2 separate regions of the Homo sapiens genome follow, and region 1 is linked to region 2. The links are chromatin contacts, found by Hi-C in ENCODE. All regions are on one chromosome and are shown on one strand. The core of a region is the stretch at or near the end of the contact, and the rest is flanking DNA. Distances in the headings are between cores, read along the strand shown.

Region 1 (4,585 bases), core at 238-2,737, 160 kb before region 2:
AAGTGCTGGGATTACAGGCATGAGCCACCACACCCAGCCAGGGTTGCTCTTTAAAGTGACTCTCAGAGCTCTTTGCCAATTAATTGGATGAGGAATTTCAGCAGCTTTTTAAAGTCCTGCCTCTGGGCCCCAAATCCCTGAACATCTCCAACATCTGCTTCAACTGTTCAGTCCTCCTCACTTTGTTATAACAATGTTAGAAATGTAGTGCCAGCTGCAGTTTTACGGTCTGAGTTTAACCAATGACACCAACACCCGTCCTAGGTCAGCATCCTTAATTTTTGGTTTTGGCACATGGAGGATAATGTACACAGTATAAATCAATATGTCTAAGAGGAAAGGAAAGCAAAGTGCTAAAAGCAAAATTTGAACTCATAGAGACTGTTTTACTTTAATAATCCCTTATAGTCTCCCTTTCCAAATTATCACATGAAACTTGTTCCTGAATACATTTTCTTTCTTACCTGTTAAAAACATTAACTGTAGCCCTGTGCAGTGGCTCAAGTGGATAATCCCAGTATTTTGGGAATCTGAGGCAGAAGGATTGCTTGAGGCCAGGAGTTTGAGACCAGCCTGGGCACACAGTGAGACCCTGTCTCTACAAAAATAATAAATACCCAGGCATGGTGGTGCATGCCCATAGTCCTAGCTACTTGGGAGGTCGAGACAAGAGGATCGTTTGAACCATGGAGTTTGAGGCTGCAGTGAGCTATGATTGCACCACTGCACTCCAGCCTGGGTGATAGAGTGAGACCCTGCTCTGAGGGGGAAAAAATATATATATATTTATATATTATTAATATATTTATATATATATTTATATATTATTAATATATTTATATATATTTATATATTATTAATATATTTATATATTAATAATATAATTTATAATAATATAATTAATATATTTATATATTATTAATATATTTATATTATATAAACATTATATTATATATAAATACATTATGTATTAATATATTTATTATTAATATAAATATATAATATAAATAGATTATAAATATAAATACGTTTAATAATATATAAAATTATAAATACATATTTATAAATATATAAAATTATAAATATATAAATATAAAAATAATATAAATATAAAAATTATAACATAAATATAAAAATATAAATATAAATATAAAAAATTATAAGTATAATAAATATAAATATATATACATTATATACAATATTTTATATATATTATATATAAGGATATATATATTTTATATATATATATCCTTCTTTAAAAATCATCTTCTAAAGGTTCAGGTAGATCATGACAAGGACATTTGTGATCTAGGTTGATGACAAATACTAGGCATCCGCCTTATTTGGTTTCTCAGCCACATGTTTCCTGAGAGATCCCTGAAATAGGAGTGTGGTTCCAATGGCTGCAAGGAAAGAGCAGCCTGCAGACTAATTGGCATGCAGCTGGGAGCAAGAGCAGCCAAAGTGACTTACAAAAGATCTGCTGTGTCCTAACAGGCCTGGAGATTTCCTGCAGACCCCGGCAAAGTGGTTCAGGCTGTGTTTGGAGTAGCTCAGTCTGAAAGCCAGTTAGATTGTGGCAGCTGCTTGATTAAAGAACGCTGTTCAGTAGAAAAGAGGGAAACAAACGAGAAAACAGAAATAGACTCTACGTACTGATTGTTTGACTAGAGACAGATAGAGACCCATTACCAGTGAGTCTAACAGGGTATAGCAGTATCAGAACAACCTAACTTTGGCTGGTCATTTCACTTTTTGGCAAGGTGTTTGCCTCCCATGTGCTATGGATTTTCTCTCGGCTTTATTTTCTCTCAAATGATGGTGAGACTCATGTTCTGCGATTGGAAAGCACTTTAGGCTTTTCCCTGTTTTCATCTCTATAGTTAAACTCCTATAGCAACCTCAAGAAACCTATCCTACAGGTTAGTGCACAGTAAAGAGTAAGACGAATTATTAAAAGCCTTTTAAAACACCTGTAAATATAAAGGCATTAAACAAATTTTAAACACATTTTGGAAAGCAGAGGCATATCTAGAAAAGTGTTGTCAAGTTGTGATTGGTGCATTACCATCTGGCATCTTGTTCCTACCCAGGAAAGAAGGCCAGAGAAAAGAGAGAGAGGCTTATGGAAGTGGGATTTTTTTCTGATTTCTTTTCCAGTTTTTTCTGTTTATTTAGAAAATCTGTGAATTTTTTTTTTCAAAATTTTTATCTGAATGTACTTGTATTTTAAAAGTGGAACATGGAAATGTATTGTTCTTTCTTATTTGTGTTAATGTGGAAATATTTTTTCTTTTCTTCCTTTTCACTTTCTTACCCAATGTATTGTTTTGTTTTTCTTAGCTCTCTGGGTATTGCTCTGAAGCTTTTTTAAGTGAATTATCTCACTTAATATACACACAGCCCTATGAAGTTGTTGTTAAAATTTTTATTATTTCCATTTTGCAGAAGACTGGCTGAGGCTCTGAGAAGCCAAATGCCATTAGCTTAAGGTCACACCTGGTGATGTCAGCATTTGAATCCAGGCAGTCTGACAACATCACCCCACTGCAACACTGTTGCCAATCTCTGAAACTTTTCTCCAAATATTGAAATTTAATTGCCTCTTATTATACTTGCTTTTTGAGTGTGTTATAGATGGAATAGAGTATTTTGTTTTCTGATATATAGTGCAAAAATAAACAAAAACAGTATTTAAAAATATATTCTTCATCTTGGCATTTGACTCTTGTTCAATATCCTTTCTTGGTGATTTTTCTCTCGTTGTAGAACTAGTCTGAAAGGATATTCTCTTGACAAAACAATATTTTCTTATACTCCTATGTTTAGGAGAATAAGAAATTACTTCATTTTCTCAGAAGAAAATCGAGACGAAATTTTGTTGGGACTTGGCCCTTGATTTTAGATGCTCATTTCAACTGCAAAGCTTCAAACTTTGGGAATCTCTCTTGTTGCAGAGGCTCTATCTCCTATTATATAAAAACAGGTTAGCCTAAGGGCTCAAGACGGTACATTCTAGGTTGATATTTGGGTTTGTGTGTGCTTCTGGCATGGAAAATATCTTGTCTTTAGAATGTATTTAACAAACGCAAGTTTTCCCAAGGACCTGCCAGTCAGCAGTTGGTGTTGACTTTGGGTATCCTGAAGCACTGTTTGGAAATGTGCATTGTGGCTCTGTCCTGAAGTGGGCTTTATGGGTAAAATACTTTAAAACTGGGAGTCAATGGGCTTTAGAGAATTCCATTGTGTGCAATATTGGTTTGTTTTTAGATTTTCAAAGGGGGCTCAGTGGTTAAGAGCTAGTGTTTTGGATGATCTCTGAAGTGACTTCGACAAATTATTTGTTCCTCTGACTTTTGGTGTCTATTATAAGAGACATTTGCTCTGCGCTGTTCATGTGCATTTATTTAATAAATAAAGTGCATTAAGTTTTGTGGTAGCTTTCTTTAATTTATCATTCCCTGGCTGTATTCACTCATTCATTTATTAAAATCTTGTGCCAGGCACAGTACCAGAGTAAAGCAAAGTGAATCAGAGCACCTCATTATATATTCATTCTGCAATTCTGTGCTTTTCTGTTTTAGCTGTTATCACATTTTCTGTATGCATTTGTGTGTTGTATCCTTCTGGAGGTCAAGGCTTGTCTTGTTTCCTTCCCTGACATATCCCACAGTACTGGGCACACTGCCTGGCATATGAAAAGATCTTAAGCAATATTCCTTGAATGAGGACATCTTGTGTCTCCTCAGAGTACCTCGTTTCTCAGCAGGGGTTCACTACATGTCTTCCATGAGTAAGTATTCACCAGAAATTTGAGTGTCTGACTTGGTTCTGTGTGTCAAGGGGCTAGAAACAAAAAACACTGTGGCTCTCCAGCCTCAAAGACCTTGTAGTGTAGAAAAGCGGGAGAGAGGACCGTATTTAAACTTCAGTTTTTAAGTGCTGTGGCAGGTGAAAAATGTGGACAGGTAGTGCACAGCAGACAAGGAAGGGTGGTTCATACGGATGAGACTGCGGGAGGATGTGGAAGAGGGATAAGAGAAAGAGAACATGGTTGAAGAACAGGATCAGTAAGAAAGGACGATGGCCACATGTGCAGAGGCCAACCCAAGGATAATGGAAAAGTCTGCAAAATCCTCCAGGTTTCAGTGCTGTCTTCCACTGCCTTGCTCTTAAAATCAGGACTTCAGTGGGAGAAGGGCTAGTGGCTATCAGAAGAGATCTTCAAAGAGGAGAAAGGATGGTGCTGAGGGTCATTGTAACACTCTGGACTTTGTAGCCTCATAGTAGAGGACGCGATGCCTGGAGCTGAAGAGCAGAGGCGGGGGAGATGCTTGGGGAGTGGATGGACACAAGGGTTGAAGGGGCTGGCAGGGAGCAGGAGTAAAGACAGCTTGAAGGAAGATTCTGCAATAAATTTTATATAGTAGCTAAGCAAGCTTTTTTTCTGGAAGGAAATGCCGAAAATATGTTAGCTAGATCACATTTATGACTTAGGGACTTCATGCGAACCAACATGGTAGTAGTGGGGGCAGAAGCAGATCCAAGGAAGGGGCTTGAGTGAGCCCTCCAGCATGGTTCTAAA
Region 2 (4,625 bases), core at 764-3,263:
TTATCGTTAAGTCTACAATTTGTAATTTTCTTTGACCCACCTTAATACACTGCTCTGCTTTTTCTTACTTTTAGTCTTGCTAAAGACTCGCTAACGTCTTGCTAAAAGTAAGAACATTCAACAGTCCTTTTCCATGCCCAAATCCCTACTAACAGTGATATTAAAACTAATTGTGTATTAAAAAAAAAACAAGAAAGGAAAAACAACTGATAATGAAGACAAGTGTACAACTGTGGTGGAAAAAATATTTTAGTTCTAAGAGGCTCTTTTTAAAAATAGCAAATCAAACAGTGTGACAAAAATTAGATCTACTTATTGTAGATAGCTAGATACAGATCATTATCATGTTGTTATTTCACTCTGCTACTTTTATGAGCACGTATTTCTTTATGTGAAGTTCTAAGGATTTGTGTTTTAATAAGTCATTGTTGCATCTGTATATGTCCTCCTTAAGAGCCCAAATAACGTACTGGTTATATAAAATCCTGTAAATGTCTTTTGGGGTACCTGGATTATATAGCGCTACATTCAAAAATCATATAGATGAGTATTTTACCCATAGAAGCCAAATATAAAGGCTTGGCTACAAAATGGCGTTTCTTGTTAGGAATGCTATTCTACAGTTATGATCATAATATGGTGCTGAATTTGGCTCTAATTGAAAATAATGGCAGATATTCTTATAAGTTTCATTTTGCTAAGACCTGAGCAAAAGATGGATGCTCTAACTTTCCTTTTTCAATTTTCATCTTATCACTGCTAACATCTTAAATTAGTACATGTGAGTTAAAAATGCATTTTGGAACTTGGCAATGGCTACTTTTCACAGTAAGAGGAGTTATTGGGTAACCAACACAGGATTTTTTACCCCTTCTCTTTTTCAGTAAAAATCAATTCTTGATGATGATCCAAATCAACAACAATGCTTTACATTTGTATAAGACTTTACTGTTTCCTGAGTGCCTTTTTTTTCATGATGCCCTTACAATGAGTCTTTACAGTGAATAGGAAAGAAGAGAAAACAAGCTCCTAAGAAGTTAACAGAGGTCCAAACAAGTTATCCTTGTTTACCTCCTCTTGCCTGTTACACCATAGAGCCAAGTGGCTGTATCTCAGCATAGGTCAGTCATAGAATTCAGTAGATTAAAATAATGATAAGAGCTAACTCTGAAAAGCTTTCCAGTTTACAGATAAGTTTCTTTTAATATTCATTATTTAATCTTTAAAACGATCTATTAGGAGATATATTGCCTTCCTCATCCCCATTTTACCGGTGAGGAAACCAAAGTTCAGAGGTTTTATGTGACCTTGGCTCAGGCCATGGCAGAGCCAGGATTGAATCCCTACCCTTGAACTCCTTTTCCTGTTCACTTTCCATTACCCACGTGCCCAAATAGCTTTCCAATCCAAACATTACATAATATTAGACTGTTTAATGGCATGCAATTGCCTTTTGGGAGAAAGGACCACCCTGCATCTCTCTTAAAGAAACAGCAAATTTGATTTCCATCACCCTGAAGTTATGTTGCTAAGTAACAGAGAGAGATGACCCAGAAAATAGCACTTAGATAACTGAGCTTTATTTCTGCTTACCTTAATACATTTCTGAGCCATAGCAATGGGTCAAAGGCAAGAAGAGGATAAAAACACTTTCAATTTGATTTGACTTAATCTGTTTTACTATTTATTCACTTTAAGATGTACACAATATTGATTTCTCCATTGAGTTAACTTTTGAGTTATTGAGTTAACTTTAAAAAATTGTATCCTTCTTTATAACCTGGAACTTAATGCTCATTCTGAGAATCCAAGTTATCTCTTTAGATGTGAACAGTTTATATTTGATAATCCCTGAGAGGAAGCACTATCATTATTCCTGTTTGATTAATAAGGAAACTAAGATTTGGAGAAAATAAGTAACATGCCAAAGTCCTTTAGTAAGGAAATAGAAGACACAGAATGGAACCTAGACCTGCTCTAGCCCTTCTGCCCCTAACCACCGCACTCTACTGCCTCCTTGTGGCCCACCTGAAAACTGGGCTACAGCCTGCAGCATCACTGCCCAGTAGAAATGAGAGCCATACATGTAATTTACATTTTTTTAGGTAGCCAGATTTTAAAACATTTTAAAAAGTGAAATTATTTTTAATAATATTTATTTAACCCTAATGTATTCAAATTATTTTAGCATGTGATTAATATTAAAACATAATTTTTAAAATTTAATGTGAGAAATTGAAAATATTACTGAGATGGTGTGCATTCTTTTTTTTTTAAATGAAATATTTGGAATGCAATGTGTGCTTTACACTTACAGCACATCTCAGGACAGCCATATTTCAAGTGTTCAGTAGCCACATGTAATTTGTGGCTACTATATTGTACAACACAGATGTTTATTAATAACCTTGACTTCGAAAGAAATATGAGTCTTTGTCCAGGCCAGAAGCTCTAAATAAGACGTGACTCTATCAGAGCATCCAAGGCAATCTTATAGCAACTCATTTGAATTCTTGGAATTATATGACAGACGGCTTCAGACCCATTCATAGCAGCAGACTTCACTGAGTGTTATCCAAATATATCTGGCCCCTTTTATGACCATTTCACTGGACTTTGCAGCTAATATGTCATGATGCTGTGCAGCACATTTACAGTGTGAGAGGTTGATAAGAAGCAGCTTTCCATGCCAGCATTCTTAATTTATATTAATTCTTGTTGGCTTTGGTTAGAATTTAAAATGTCAAAAAAAAAAAAAAAAGAAGAAAGAAAATAGGCAAGATTAGCATGAACTTTTTATGGATGAACAGAGCGGAAGTCCCTGATGGCTCAACAGAATATAATAGAATATTTAAATTCAGGATATGGGAAAAATATTTCTGTGAATGCTCTGTTAAAATAGCTGTTGGTGTTTATTACTGAAATGGAATATAAAAAGAACTTCTTGAAGAACCATGTCATACCTCCCTTATTGCCAAAACTACCTTTTGTTCACATAATAGAATATGAGTGTTAGGTAGGTATTACAATAAATCTTATAATCAAAACTCAGGGGAAAATGTAATGGAATGTCCAATAATTGAACTATATAGCAGATGAATTTGATAACAGGATATATTTGATTTACTTTAGTCTGATCCTTTAGAAAATTGAATATCTAAAAAATATTAGGAGGCAGAAATAAGGGTAACCATTATCTTTTAAGTGCTAGGGATATGTTTCCTAATACCTTTGGCACTAGCCACACAAACTTTTATTTCATAAAAAGGAAGTTGATACATTCAAGATAGTAGTTTTTCTCTACCTTTTAACTGAAGCCCCGGAGAGTAGACAATGCCAGCCACATGGATAAAGAAAACTTTTTAACACCCTTACTACCACATTAGTATACCAGCTTCAGATGAGCATTTTCTGCATCCTCCTCTTAGCATGAAATTCTATCCCCCACTCTGCACCCCTGTGGTAGTGACCTGTTCCCTCCACCTTTAGTTACTTCTAGTCCCAATCCCATTACACTTGCTCCCCTTCATCTTTGTCCAAATCATGTTTGTTTCTCTCTAGCTCTGTCTCCCTGCTCTTTTTTTTTTTTTTTTTTTTTTTTTTTTTTTTTTTTTTGAGATGGAGTCCCACTCTCTCCCCCAGGCTGGAGTGCAGTGATGCAATCTCCCTGCTCTTTTAAAGCCCAGTCCAGCATCTCATAACACCATCCTCATCCCTGCCATTTCACAACTTCTTGTACCTTCTTCCATCATCCTCAGGGACTTGAGCACCAGGGCAGTGACTCTCCATTGCTCACCAAACTATGCTGCGCTCTTCAGCAAGAAGATCCATCACCAAGTTCCTGTGCTTCTGTCCCTTCAGGGCCCCCCATTTATGCTCTACCTTAGCATTTACCAACATGGCCTGGCCACTGGCTTTTTAATTATGCAGACTTTGTCATTCTCTAGCATTTGAACTCCGAAATGCTCCTCTTTGAGCTTAAACTCTTACCTCTGTCCTCCCTTCCCTTTTCCCCACTCTCTCATTCCCGCTGACACTTTAAAGGGATCATGATTATGACCTGCCACCTCCTCGCTCCTCTGTCTGCTCAGTTGCCTTCTATTAAGACCTAAGCATCAGCATAGCTTCCGTGACAGGTGCTATTCTCCTGCTCCCTCTTTCCTGCCGGCCCTGCACTTGATCACTGTTAGAACCTCTCTTCTCCCTGATTTTTGCATTCATAATTTATAACCCTATCTCTAATTTATCTGATGTATTTCAGTAATGCACGTGACATCAACTTAGACTCTTTCACACTTTTACCAACATTTACCTGCCTGACAAGGCCAACCCAAGTTACTTCACTACCTGTATTTTGCTTTCCCTAGACCAATATTTCTCAATTTTTTTTTTCATTATCATACTCACCTCTTTTAAGGAGCTTTTTTAGATATTTTTTCTTATCAGCTTTCTCCCCAATTAAACACTCAAGAATAAGATTTGTTACATAGGATTGAGCTTGGAAAGACCCAAAACCATTGTAATGTCTATGATTATTTTTCACCACCATCATCCCCACCCCAAGAAACAATTTTCACTCCTGTAGAGAATGTAGGACTCTAGACTGTCATCCAATCTATCAAATG

What was found. Hi-C counts contacts between places; a loop is a spot of excess contacts on that map. Pooled maps may share reads with other maps.
Region 1: a map of Caco-2 shows a loop between it and region 2 (1.9-fold over the local background). The contact joins two enhancer-like sites. A Hi-C loop is called at or near these places in 1 of 168 maps with a recorded cell type or tissue (Caco-2) and 2 of 50 pooled maps.

Annotation. Positions count from the first base shown.
Region 1 is chr12:29,707,178-29,711,762 of GRCh38, reverse strand. All of the region lies in intron 5 of TMTC1 (transmembrane O-mannosyltransferase targeting cadherins 1), which reads left to right. Among named protein-coding and RNA genes, the nearest start is that of TMTC1, 74 kb to the left of the region's middle. RefSeq lists an enhancer at 1,190-1,734. Within about 2 kb of position 1,487, at least 10 of the 41 ENCODE cell types and tissues checked have a DNase peak (open chromatin) inside an H3K27ac peak, as active enhancers do.
Region 2 is chr12:29,549,924-29,554,548 of GRCh38, reverse strand. All of the region lies in intron 10 of TMTC1 (transmembrane O-mannosyltransferase targeting cadherins 1), which reads left to right. All of the region lies in intron 5 of LOC105369714 (a long non-coding RNA gene), which reads right to left. Among named protein-coding and RNA genes, the nearest start is that of OVCH1, 55 kb to the right of the region's middle. Within about 2 kb of position 2,013, at least 4 of the 41 ENCODE cell types and tissues checked have a DNase peak (open chromatin) inside an H3K27ac peak, as active enhancers do.